2 separate regions of the Homo sapiens genome follow, and region 2 is linked to region 1. The links are chromatin contacts, found by Hi-C or POLR2A ChIA-PET in ENCODE. All regions are on one chromosome and are shown on one strand. Each heading gives the region's core, a stretch centred on a gene start or an enhancer-like site at or near the end of the contact. The rest is flanking DNA. Distances are from core to core; before and after follow the strand shown.

Evidence for each region. Hi-C counts contacts between places; a loop is a spot of excess contacts on that map. ChIA-PET counts read pairs that join two places held with the same protein, here RNA polymerase II (POLR2A). Pooled maps may share reads with other maps.
Region 2: a pooled map shows a loop between it and region 1 (2.2-fold over the local background). The contact joins the promoter of LMX1B-DT here to the promoter of ZBTB34 in region 1. A Hi-C loop is called at or near these places in 1 of 50 pooled maps. POLR2A ChIA-PET finds 5 or more read pairs at or near these places in 2 of 52 experiments (Panc1 and activated naive CD4-positive, alpha-beta T cell).

What each region holds. Positions count from the first base shown.
Region 1 is chr9:126,857,490-126,864,159 of GRCh38, forward strand. It overlaps ZBTB34 (zinc finger and BTB domain containing 34), which reads left to right and starts at 3,150. Exons shown (of 2, transcript NM_001099270.4): 1 at 3,150-3,250. RefSeq lists silencers at 2,769-3,168, 3,199-3,278, 3,289-3,338, 3,449-3,668 and an enhancer at 3,293-4,090.
Region 2 is chr9:126,608,454-126,615,123 of GRCh38, forward strand. LMX1B-DT (LMX1B divergent transcript) reads right to left here and starts at 5,346. Exons shown (of 2, transcript NR_184148.1): 1 at 4,996-5,346; 2 at 1-8. It overlaps LMX1B (LIM homeobox transcription factor 1 beta), which reads left to right and starts at 5,475. Exons shown (of 8, transcript NM_001174147.2): 1 at 5,475-6,135. The coding sequence starts at 5,997. RefSeq lists enhancers at 1,595-2,459, 4,403-5,371, 5,627-6,208, 6,209-6,670 and a silencer at 3,181-3,250.

The sequences.
Region 1 (6,670 bases), core at 1,900-4,399:
TCAGTGGACATCTTGGGACTGTTTGGAGAGACAGGCTCCCCCTTCGACGGTACTGTTCAGGTAGTGAGGCATGTGGAAGGGACACACTAGTGGGTCCTGATTAGAGGAGGAAGAATGAGGAAACCGCAAATAATTCATATATTTTGTTTAAGGGAGACACATGAGTTATGTGTGTGTATAAAGACTAACAGGTGCCAACAGTCAACAGGTTTTGCCAAACTCTGAGGATTGCCAGGTGGACCAGAGCCAAGTCCTGCAGCTGGACTTCTGGCAGAAAGGGTCCCTTGTGGAGGCCAGAAGGAGAAGCTGGGACCAGTTATAACCTGGCTATCTTGGCTCTCCAAGTGCTCAGGAATCTGGAATCAATGAGAAGCGGAGATTCAGGCCGTATCTGTCCAAGGAGGGGGAGAAGAGGAAAGAATGGGAAGGGAATTAACTTTTACGGCAGACTCACACATGCCAAGCACTTCACAGGCTACCTCAATTAACACATGACATGGCGAGGAGGCTGGAGATGTGTTTTAGCCATGTGCTGTGGAAGAAGAAAAGGCAGAACACAAGTATTGGTAAGCTATCAGCCATCACCCTCACATAGGCTGACCCCCACGATGGGAAGCCCCACACCTTTTTTTTTTTTTTTAAGAGAGGGTCTTACACTGATGCCCAGGCGGGAGTGCAGTGTGGTGATCATGGCTCACTGCAGCCTTGACCTCCAGGGCTCACGCGATCCTCCACCTCAGCCTCCCAAGTAGCCGAGACCACAGCCACGTGGCACCACACTCAGCTTTTTTTTTTTTCTTTTTTGTAGAGATGAGGTTTCACTATATTGCCCAGGCTGGTCTCACACTCCTGGACTCAAGTGATCCTCCTGTCTCAACCTCCCAAAGTGTTTGGGATTACAGGCATGAGCCACCCCACCTGGCCAGAAAACTCCTTCTTAACTGTGGATTGAAGGGCAACCCCAAACTTCAACAAAATGTGAATTGGATCATTTCATAAATGCTGCTGAGGAAAATGGGTAAGTGTGGAATAAATTAAAATGAGACTTGTACATCACTCCCTAGACTTCTTGATTTCAAGGGAGCTAACGAGTTAAATCATTTAAAACTGCCACAAAGATTATGGGAAAACAGAAACACATATGCACCTCAACTGTGGAGGAGTGACAGTTTTTTAACTAAAATTAGTAGAGACCATGACAATCAGCTAAACAACAAGAACGAAAAAAGCAAGGGGCTGGAAAAATATATAAATGATGAGTTTGGTGACCCAGTTAGGTGGGAGAGTAAATATAAACTATGAGGGAAATACCCAGCATCCAATGGACAGACAGAGGGCCAACAACTTTGAGACACTTGGCAGAGGAGGGTCAAAAACTCAGGAACTATTTTAGTCTTTATAGTACTTAATGATATGCAAATATTGTGTCACAGCCAAGAAGACCCTAACTCTTATCAACGAATTTAGCAAAAATCAGTTAAAATGATGAGGCCCAAGGCTGATCTGTAGGAAAACCTCTGGGCATAAGAATCAGCTCAGCAGTCCGGAGGAAACCTGACAAGATGATGTATTCCTGTGCCCTGGGTGCACACGTATCTCACCCTTGGGGACAGATCTCAAGAAAACAACTCAAGTGCAATAGCAATTCAAGAGCGAGACTACCTGTCTGCCCAGGTGCCTGCAGTTATAGGCAGGTTGCCTAAAATCCTATGCTTGGATGTTCTGTTGCTATAAGAAGTCAGAGAGACAAGGGAGTTCATCCCAAGTCTGCCATTTACTAGCTGTGTGACTTTGGATAAGTCACTCAACCTCTCTGAGCCTCAGTTCCCTCTTGGATTAAAATGGGAATAGATCGCCACCTCCTTAGGTTGTGTTAAATGAGGTCATGGCTGTCAAGTGTCTACACAGTGCCCTGCATGGAGTGTTTGACAAAGGGTAGCTGTTGCTATTGGAGGATGACCACTGGACAGATCCTGGAGAGACAGTTCCTGCTTGCAAAGGATGAAGTAACATCAGGAAGTCTCAGCAGCTTTCTATCCTGAAGAGGAGCTGGTATCTTTGCCTCCTAGTTTATTTTTATTACAAAGCCAGAAAAAGGAAAATAAACCTCTGCCACAACTACTGACTCCACCAAAATGCAAAGGGAAGCTCTTCAAAGAGTGTTACATTGGTCTAATGCTGGGAGGAAAACGCTGGGTGAGGCTCCCACTCCCACCCAACGGTTTGAAGACTGGGGTGTCCCCAAGGGTCTGGAAATGCACATTTTTTGAGGCATGCTCTGTGACATGGGTTTTATAACAGTGAGTTGGGAATTTTCACCTCCGTTTTGTTTTTGAGACAGGGTCTTGCTCTTTCACCACTGCTGAAGTACAGTGACACGATCATGGCTCATCGCAGCCTCGACCTCCCGGACTCAAGCGACCCTCCCACCTCAGCCTCCCCAATAGCTGGAACTACAGGCATGTGCCACCAAGCCTGGCTAAGTTTTAAAAATTTAAATGGGGCCTCCCTATGTTGCCCAGGCTGGTCTCAAACTCCTAGGATCAAGTGATCCTCCCGCCTCGCCCTCCCAAAGTGCTGGGATTACAGGCGGGAGCCACCTCCGTTTTGAGAGAGAGAAAACCTGCCCAAGGTGGTAAGTCAAGAGACCCCCTATGACAGGTCCCCAGAGCCCTGCTGCTAACCACTGCACCTTGCTGCCTTCAGCTGCCCTGCCAGGAGCAGCTCGGGTGCGTGGCATGCGCCTGAAGAGATGCAGGAGGGAGGGTCTTGGAAGGGAGGGCTGGGCTGGGGGCAGGCCCCCCAGTGCTGGGGGGGTCGAGGGTCCTGGGCTCTCTCCCACCCGTTCGATTCCGGGAGCCCCTGAAACGCGCCCCACTGCACCGCCCTTCTCCCGCCAGCAGGGGGCGCCGAGGAGAGCGCGGGCTGAAGGCAGAGCCGACGCCGCTTCCCGGAGTCGGGACTCCGGGGTCCAGACCAAGGCTGCCGCTAGCCCGCGGCGAGGCTCTGGGACGACAACCGGGCGGGACTCAGGACCCCGGGCCCTGGCTAGAGGTCCGCCGCGCAACGCCACCACCCGGGTTGGCGCCTGCCCGGAAGCGCGGGCGTCCAGGGGGCGGGGCCGGGAAGCGCTTCCGGGGGCGGGGGGCGCGGGCTGGGGCGGCAGCCGGAGCGGCGGGGACTGGCCTGGCGCCGGCGGCGGCGGAGGGGGCGCCGCGGGCGGGCGATGTGAGCGCGGCGCTCTGGACAGGTGAGGCACGCTGGCCGGGGGCGGCGAGCAGCGGGCTAGGCGCGGGCGGGGCAGGCGGGGCAGGCGGGGCGGGGGGCAGTCCCCGGGCCGCTGTCCGGCTCCCTCTGGGCGCGGCGGGGCGGGAGCCTCCGCGCCTGGTCAGTCCCGCGGGCAGGCGGCCGGCGCGGGCGGGAGCCGAGGCCGGGCGGGGTCCGGAGGCCCCGGGCACCTGCTGGGGTCAGGCGCGCGTCCCCGAGGGGCCAGCTGTGCTCGGTCCTGGAGTCCCGGCGCCGCTGGCCCGGCTGAGGGTCGCGCTCGGGCAGCTGCCCTGGGCTCCCAGCCTCCGCCCGGGGCGTCTCGGGATCCCCAGCTTCCGGGCCCCTAGCCCTGGGGGCGCTCCCTTTTGTACGGGGAGGGAGGGCAGATGGTTGAGTTCCCTGGAGAGCCGGCCGGGCCAGGGGTCGGCCCTTCGGGTGGCTGCCACGGAGCCGCTGCCTCACGCCACCGCCTTCCTCCAGGTAAACAGGCGGCGGCGACGGGTTGCGCTTGGCCCCAGACGTCTCCGTGGCCACTCGCGCTCAGTTGGTCCTGCCATTGCGGAGGGCTGGGCTGGGGCTGACCGGGGTTGTAAACAGTGCCCTTCTAGGCCAAGTGGCTGTGCTTTCAGGGCGGCACTCGTCTGGGAGTCTCTGTCTTGAGGCCTTCCGCAAGCCCCTTCCATGCTAGGACTCAGTTTCCCCATGTGATCATTGAGGGTTTCATTTAACTCTCTAAGAACCCTTCTGGCTCTGCCATTCCGTGTATGTCTCAAATTGGAAGGGCTGTCCCTGATTCAAGATACTGGGCAGTTTCGCTGAAGACTTTGTCAGTGTGGACTTTTTAAGCCACTTACTGCATTTTGTTTCAGACAGGCTTTAAAATGATTTCAAGAAGCGTTTTCTAAACCTCACCTTAATCCTCATTCATCCCTTGCTTTTGTCCCTAGTAGTAGTTAATCACATTCCGCCGAGTTTTTGCATGCAGAATTTTTTGTTGTTTATATTTGCCCATTTTCTCTTTGTTCCCTAGTCCAGGCCCTCTTTGCTTCACATCTGGATTATTGCAACAGCTTCTAAGCTGGTCGCTGACTCCAGAGGTTCCCCCCTCCCCCATCCTTCCTTTATGCTAAAGCCAAACTTACTATAGGAAGTCAAAAAATAGTTGAGTGCTTGCTTGCTTATTAAATGGCAAGATGCTGTTCCATGTGGTGGGAAAGTAGTAGAAGGCACACTTACAGTCTCCAGGCAGCTTTACACAGGGTGCTGAGACATTACTTATGAAAAGGTAATTTTGATGAGACAAGGCTGTGTGCTGTAGAATTAAGAAGGAGAGATGGAGGTCACTGTAGGCCGAGTGGTTAGGGAGGGTTTAGTGAGGGGCGGGATTTGAGCCGGGTGTTAAAGGATGAGTAGCATTCAGATAGGAAAAGAGGAATCAGGCCCAGTGATCCTATGGAGTTAGTGAATAGACCAGTCTCCTGGCAGAGAAGGGTTCATATAGGAGGGAAGTAGGAGGAGAGGTGGGCCGCGGCTAGTTCCTCAACTCAAACACTAGGTCAAAGTTGAAACTACTGAAGGCATTGGTGAAGAAGCTAGAGGCCAGGAGATCAGTTAAGAGGCCACGGCAGTTATACCACTGTTCAAAGCTGAGTAGTGGCCTCTTGCCTGCCACGGTATGTCCAGCCACCGCCCACCCTGTCTTTTCAAGACTCTCCGTGGTTTGGCCCCACCCCACCTACCTGAACCTTATTCTCTGCTTCTCCAAGTCTGTCCCCTGCAGAACTGAGTTAGTTACGGCTTCTTGGGTTTTGCTTCTGTTGTTCCCCCTTCTGAAGCACTGGCCTCCTTTTTCTTTTCTGTGCAAATTCTCCATTTCACTTCCTTCAAGCCCCTGCTGCAGATATACTTCCTCCAGAGGGTGTTCCCTGACTTCCCTGCCCCCATGGCTTTGTGGCACTCGGATTCAGCACTTGTTCCTTGGCTGTTGAACTTGTTCTTGTCCCAACTGGAGTGGGAGTTTTTTTAAGGGCATTGTGTCTTAATACTCCTCTCGGAGACCTTATAGTATCTAATACTGGGGCTGGACTTCTATAATAGGTACTCAAATACTTCCTGATTTTTGTTGGTAAACAACTTTTTGTTTTGTTTTGTAATTTGCCTTTTTTTTTTTTTAAGGAGAATCTGTTTTTATCAGCTTTCTGTGTCATAGATAAGTGATATGTAATGCTACCATTCAAGGTGGATGTTTTCAGCTTGCTCTCTTAGGGTGCAGAAAGCACAAAACGAATCTTTGAAACTTTGAAACGTTTCCCTCTGATCATGGGAAAAGGTAAAAGTCATGTGATTCTTCATTCGGAGGCTGTGGGGAAAGAACAGCAGCTTTGGAATCAGAGACCTGGGTTTGAATCCTAGCAAGTCTGCTTACCAGCTCTGTGAAGTTGAGCAATTTATCTAATGCCTCTGAGCCTCCGTTTCTTATTTGCAGTGTGGAGGATAATAAAATCCAATGAACTGTAAACGAAAATGGAACGAAGTAGAAAAATGTGCAGCACCTAGTAACTGCTTAGTACATTTTCATTATTGTTATTGTCATTATTGGGTGTACATTTATCAAGGTGGAGAAATGATAAGCTGCTGAACTGTGTACCTACTGAGTTTTGGATTTCTGCACCGCTGTGTCCCCCCACTTTTGCCTTCCATTTGAAGCACTTGTCTAAAATGTCAGTACCATGAATCTAGTTACGTTTTATTCCCGTTAATGTTCATGTTACTTTAGTTTAAATTCTGCTTAATGTTTTTCAAACTTCTTAATTGTGTCTATTTAATGTTTTGTAGCTGACAAACTGCTGAATTTAGCTTAGTGAAGGTCATCAACTGAACGCAGTTAAATTTCTAATGGTTATTTTCTGGTTGATGTTGATGGCAAGGAAAACCTCATGGAAGAATGCAAGTCAAGGTGAGCTTTTCTAATCCTTTTGTCATAAGAGGCAGGACTTAATGTATTTTCCAGGGCCAGTGCCCCTGAAATGCTAGCCAGCAGTAAGCAGATAAGATGCTGTGCCTTACTATTTTTTAGTTATTTGCCTTAAGAAAGCTTATTTTATCTGAAACAAATCCTCTCAATTAATGATTAAAATATGAAACATCTTTTTTCCTACTTCACTGACAGAAGTAAAAATAAGGGACATTTTGCAAAGAAATGACTGCAAACCACTTGAAGTACAACATATTGTGACCCCTTAATCATCACAGTGTCAGACCCAGCCTGACTTTGTCTGTGTGGTGGAACATCCTTAAATGAGAATTCTCTTTCTACTCGGAGTTGATCAGTAAGAATCCAGCACCAATAAAAATCCTGCATCTCACCAGTATGCCTGGATTAAAATCTTACTCTTATAAGAGA
Region 2 (6,670 bases), core at 4,096-6,595, 250 kb before region 1:
CAGACAGGCTGCAGAAATAATCCAGCCCATCCATTTGGCAAGAAAGCCAAAGATTCTTGAAGAAAATAAATTTTAAAATATGTGACATCTTGAGAATCCCACGTGGTTGCTTTTGATGTAATGGGCTAACGCCCCTAATTCTGTGTCCCCGCCAGGGTCCAGCTCTGAGCAGCTACTTGCAGGCCCAGGCTCTAGAGCAGGGCCAGTGGCAAAGGCTGTGCCGGGCCTCTAGGCACTGCCTGGAGGTCTCCTGCGCCCAGCTCACACCTTCCTGGAGCTAAGCTTCGCCTGCCCTGGAGGAAGGTACGCAGGTGAGCCCAGGGGGTCTGTTTGCCCTCAAGCCCTGGTTGAAGGAGAAGCAGGGAGCTGTGTTCTCCCCAAGTCTTGGTAGCATGGCCCCTCTTCCATCCAATTATTATGACTACTTGAGATGGAGTCTTGCTCTGTCACCCAGGCTGGAGTGCAGTGGTGCAATTTCGGTTCACTGCAACCTCCACCTCCCGGATTCAAGTGGTTCTCCTGCCTCAGCTTCCCAAATAGCTAGGATTACAGACACGTGCCACCATGCCCAGCTAATTTTTGTATTTTTAGTAAAGATGGGGTTTCACCATGTTGGCCAGGTTGGTCTTGAACTCCTGACCTCGTGATCCACCAGCCTCACCCTCCCAAAGTGTCCATCCAATTATTTACCAAATATGTATAGAGGCCTGGTAGGTGCTGGGTGTTGTGGTGAGCACTTATGTTTCAGCCTCTCGACAACCCTGTGGGACAAATGAGGAAGCTGAGGTGCAGAGAGTAGGGCAGGACCTTCCTGAGGTCCCATGGCCAGATCCTGAACCAGATCTGGGTGGCTCCCCAAGATCTGCTCTTGACCACTCCTAGCCACTGCGAGACCTCAGCACTGGGCCACCCCGCCAGGGCACCGTCTCCCTCAGAGCTCCAGTCCCGAGAGCTGACAGCAGCCTGGGCTCTAAGGGAGCACCGTCTCCTGACCCAATGTGGAGGAATCCCATGACTAAAGACCCAGACCTTGTGCTGGAAAGTCATGGGTCTGTGGCCAGAGCCCCTACCCACTGAAGGGGAAGCTACAGGAAGGACTTAGGGGCTTTGCTGGGGCTGGCTGTCTCCCCACTGCACACAGACACACACACTTGCATGCAGCCTCAGAGCCCCAGCTCTGCCTCACCAGCAAATTCTGCCACAAATCCTGTCTCCCTGCAGCCCCTCTCCCATCAGGCTGGAAAACCCCAATGGGAGAGAGAACCAGTTCCCAGCCCTGATTCAAAGGACCCCAGCTGGGCGCCATCACTTTACTCCTGTGTGTGGGCCTCCACCTGGGTTCAAGGTCGCTGTGAGGTCTCCCACCGGCACAGCAAGACCACAGACATTTGCACCGCTCTGCGGCAAGGTGGCTGTGTTACTCTGTGACGATCACACACGGCCATCTCTAGCTGAGAAGGGCCTGACCCTTTGGCCCATGTGCCCTGGGGTCCAGCCCCGCTGGGGTCCAAAAAGCATAACATGGTCACTGCTGGCTGGAAAGTTTCCAGCACTCAGTCTCTGGGTGTTCCCGCTCCACTTCCGGAGTCAGTGTGGTTCTCCCAGGACCCTAGACCCGGGGCCACCTCCCAGGAATATCAGCCCCCAACCTGGCCCACTGCTTGGGCGGCTCTGGTCCCCCCAATCTGGCCGCCTGTCAAGGATCTGAGGCTTGGCAGGGCTGATGGCGCCGGGACAGCGTGGGACGGCCCAGGCTCTCTGCAGCCCTGGTTCTCCGGGCAGAGTGGAATAGAGACACTCGCAGCTCCTGGTCCTTGCCTTCCCACTCCTCCGAACCCGGCCAGGACTGCACCCTGCGCTGCCCCAGATCCGTGCCTCCAGCTGGAATGGTAAACTGGGAGGGGGCAGTGTGGCTCTGGCTCTGGTCAGAAGCACAAAACAATCCAGACAGCCCGGAGCGGGATGGACAGGGCTGGGTGGGGTGGGGGAGGGCAGCTCATAGAGCCGTGCTCGAGGGAGGCGGGTAGCGCAGAGGAGAGGGTGCAAGGCCCTAAGAAGAGGAGCGGGGGGACTAGGGCGGGGCTCAATGGAGCTGGGGCGTCCGCAGACTGGAAGGAGCCGGGACCCCCGCTCCAGAGCCTCCCTTTCCATTCTCGCTTCTTCCAGTGATTCCGAGCCCCCGACTCAGTCTTTCCCCCAGGTAGAGAGAATCCGAGGCTGTTTCTGCCGCTGAAATCTGAGCGGGAGAGCATCCCGAAGCCGCCTGCGTGGAGCGAGCAGCCCCCGCGTCATGGGCCAGAGGCGCCCGGGAGAATCTGCGGGTCACGGATCACACCCGCAGGGGCCTGGCGGAGCAAGGTGCCGTTCGCCGCCTGCGGGCAGGAGCCGGCTCTGGGCCTCGGCCCCTGCTGTGCCGTCCAGTCGGCCGCTTCTTCGCTTCTTCGGCAAGGGAAGCGGTGGAGAGGCGCGGGAGCCCCGATTGTGCTGGAGAGATCTGGGACCCCTGCGCGTCTGCGTGCGAAGGACCCGAGACCGGCCAACTCAGCTGGGAGCACGGGACACGAGGAGTGAGGACAAAGGGCAAGGAACGGGGCCTATAGGGAGGGTGTGTGTGTGTGTGTGTGTGTGTGTGTGTGTGTGTGTGTGTGTGTGTGTGTGTGTGTGTGTAGGGGGAATGAATGGACAGCGGGGAAGGCATGCAGAGGGGCCCAAGGGGTGTGGACTCAGCAGCCCCACCCCAGACCAGAGAAGGCAGCCAGGCTCTGGCGTCCACCGAGCCAGCGCCCCTATCTGGGCGCGGGCCGCATGGCGGCAGACCACCCTATATCCGCCTTGGTGGCGTGGGATATGACTGGCAGGAGCGCGGAAGAGGCGCTGAGAATGCATGCGCACCCGGACAGACCAGACGCGGCACGGAGGGGGTACTTCCCACAAGTCCTCCTGCCTTGAGACCAGGCCTTCGAGTGGTCCGGGGAATGCGCCTCTGGGCACAGCCAGCGGCCCCAGATCGGCACTGGACGCCAACCCGAGTTAGAGAAGCCTGGGAGACTGGATCGCAGGGGCCCTCATTCAGCCAAGGAGGGGGAAAGGAGAGCTGTAGGGTAGGAGAGGCCAGGCACAGGGAAGGTGGGGAGGGGATGGAGCCTTGCGCCAGGAGTTGGGGGTGCAGGGCCTGTGACGAGAGAGTATTACCATGTGCACCCTGAAGGAGAGGGAGAGGGTCTGGGCCTGGAACGAGGACTCTCGCCTGCAGGCAGTCGCCCAGCCCCGGTTGCAGGGATGGACCGCGACCAGCAGAGGGCAGAAAGTGCCTGGTCCGCCCGCCGGCCCCGAGCCGCGCTCCGCGCCTCGGGACTCTGGCTCTGTGCGCCGAAGCCTTGCCCGCCCGGCTTCTCCCTGCAGCAGCCGCGCCCCCGCCCCAGATGCCCGGAGAAGGCGGCTCAGGCCCAGCCCAACTTCGCGGGTCCAGGCCTGGGGTTTCCAGGTCAAGCAAAGAGGGGACCGAGATGTGGGAGAGAAACTCCACATTGACTGTCCACTCTCCCCGACCTAGCCACACAAAGGCGCCTAGAAATACACGAAGGCACAAAGCCCCCCACCACACACAAACACACACACACACACACACGCTAGGAGACACGCGAGCACACAGAAGCATTCAGAACCCCGGAGATAAGCACAGATACGCAAAGCTGACAGAGACACCCATACAGAAAAGGATCGCAGACACAACACAGAGGCTGAGACACGCACAAAGACTTAGGCCCCCGCATGAAATGATGCGGACACACACCCCAGACACAGGCACGAAGGACCCACACATTCACATACACACGGGTGCAGGGGACTCAGACACAGATCCACAGATTCACCCCTGGGAGTCTGGAAGGTTGCAGGGACACACATACCGTGTGTGCAGAGCCAAGGAGCACACGGAGGCAAGAGCCGCAGAGGCGGGGGCCCGACACGCACAGACACACACAGATACCCACCGACACACACGCAGGTAGGGTAGGGCGGGAGCCTCTAATCCTCCACAAAGCCGGGCCCCTCCGCGGGGCCCCGCGGCGCAGGGGGCCACTTCTGACCAAGCCTCCCGCAGGTTCCAAATCCGATCCGCCCTTTCGCCTCCAGCGAGGTCAGGGGACCCGCCCCCCATGCCCTCCGCCCCCGCCCGGCTCCGCGCCGCTGCCTCGCTCCGGGAGGGGCCGGGGCCGCCCCGCAGCGGATCGCGGGGGGTCAGCCCGCCGCTACCCCGGGCCGCAACCGCCCCCCTGCTCCCCGGTGAGCCGCGCGTCGGTGGGGACCACGGGCCGCAGACAGCCGGTCCGACGCTGTGGCCTCTCGCACCGGACGCGGGTGCCAGGCCCGGCTGGCGCGGAAGTCGGCAGCTCCATCTCGCCAGCTTTCGCGTCCCGTTGCCGAGGTCCACTTTGCCCAGGCTGGCTAGAGCACTGTCCTTGATCCGCGCGTCCCAGCGACCCCTGGCCGGGCACCCGACCCGCCAAAGGACCCCGATCTTGGCAGCCAACCTAATTTCTTCAGAGCCGCTACCCTGGGGCCACCACTCCCTCCTAGCGCCCCTCACTGCAAACCCTAGGAGGCCCGGGTCTTGCCCACTGCTCCTGCCCCTGCCCGGGGACCCCTTTTCCAGCCTTAGTTGTCCTCTAAACTCTCGGTCGCCTGAACCCAGGCCTGACCTTCCTTGTCGTCCCAGTGTCCCCCATTCTCGATCCCGGGGCCCCAACCTCCCATCGGCTCAGTCCCCCGCCCAATCTCTGCCAGGCCCGGAGCTTTCCCAGACCCCTCACCCACACTCCAGGCTCACTCCCCGTTCCTGGGCCTGGGCCCCCCTTGCACGAGTCCAGGGCCAGCCGTCCTCGCCTTCTGCCCGCCCCCGTCCTTCGTTCCTGGGAGCCGGCCCTCTCCGCGGACCAAGCGGCCCCGAGCAGGCGCCGCCGCCCGGGGGACTCCGACTCAGCCCCCGCGACCTACCTCGGCCGACAGTCGGGGGTTCCCAAGCGGCCACTCCCGGCCGGCGCCGTCCCCTGGCGGAGCCGCCGCGCTCCCTGCCGTCCGCGCAGTCTGGCCTCGCTCGGGGCCACTCCTCGTAGCGCTGGAGCTTTACAAAATATTAATAATAAAGAAGGCAGAGGAGAAAAAAGAAAGCCTTCGCTCCCCAACTCCCAAATCAATTTTTCAAGGGGGTGGAGCAGAGGGATTTGTTTCGAAGACGATCAAAACTTCTGCGAGGGGCCCGCGGGGCGGCCGGGCCGGGGAGCCGGGGCCTGAGCTCGGGGCCAGGCGCGGCGCGGGGCGCGGGCCAGGGGCGCGGAGCCCCGGGGCGCGCGGGGGGGCGGGACGGCACTATTTGACGTGGAGCCGGCGGCGCATCCCGGCGCAGGGATACCGGCCGCGGGGTTCAAATGTCAGGAAGTTTCGGGAGGTGAGGCGGCCCGTATCCCTCCGCCGCCAGCCCCAGCTCTAAACCCGGCGGCTCAGCGGGCGCACCATGGCACTGGAGTAGCGCGGGGAGCGCGCCCGGAGCCCCGCGGCCCGCTGCGCCCCGCCCGGGACCCCGCTGCGCCGCGCGCCCCCCCCGCGGCCCGCGGGGCCGCCCCTGCACCCCCACCCCCTCCCCCGCCTGCCGCCGCCGCCACCGCCACCGCCGCCGCCGCCTCCTCCCCGCGGCTCCGTCTGCAGCAGCCGCCGCCGCCGGGTTCCGGGACTGACAAGCAGGTGACAGAGGAGCCGGCGCGCGTGGCTGCAAGTGTCCGGGAGAGCGCGGCGCGGGCTGCAGCCGCCCCGGCCCGCCCGCACGACGCCGGGGCCCGGGGCCAGCGCGTCGCCGCTCCACGATCGCCGGGGGCCGGCGCAACCCCTGCCCTGCGGGGGCCGCGCCTCCCCGGTTCCAGGGCCGCGGCGGCGGAGAGCGGGTGGACGGGCCGGCGGGCGAGCAGCCCGGCCGGCGGGGTCCGCAGCGCGCCCCGCGTCCCATGGATATAGCAACAGGTCCCGAGTCGCTGGAGAGGTGCTTCCCTCGCGGGCAGACGGACTGCGCCAAGATGTTGGACGGCATCAAGATGGAGGAGCACGCCCTGCGCCCCGGGCCCGCCACTCTGGGGGTGCTGCTGGGTGAGTGCGGGGTCGGAACGCCCGAGTGGTCTCGGGCGTGGGATGGGGCGTCGTCCGGCTGTGGACACGGGCGTTGGGGCCAACGGATAAAGGAAATGGGTTTGCAGGACATGGGGAGGAGGCAGAGACAGGACTCCTGGAGTGATCGCCAGAGGGCCGCAAGTACGCCTCCGGCAGGCGTCCTGAGGGGACAGGACAGCTCCAGTCGCCACCCACCATCCTTTCCAGGCTTAGGTTCTAGAGCTGCCACTCCGATGTGGTAGGTGGCGGGTGGCAGGGGTGATGGAGGACCTAGCAATCACCTTGGCGAGCTTGGGAGAGGCGCAAGGTCACCTGGGGTGGGGGAGATTCTAAGAGAAAAACGTCTCCCTGGTCACTCAAACCACAGATTTTGGGGAGATCGGGGATAGAAGACCACGAACGCCACCGTGGGGCGTGTCAGCCAGCGAGCGCCCCAGCCTCACCTCGCCTGTCTTGGTCCCAGCCGGCCACCCTGCGCCGTGCTCGTTGTCATTTGTCTTAACACGGAGCGCGG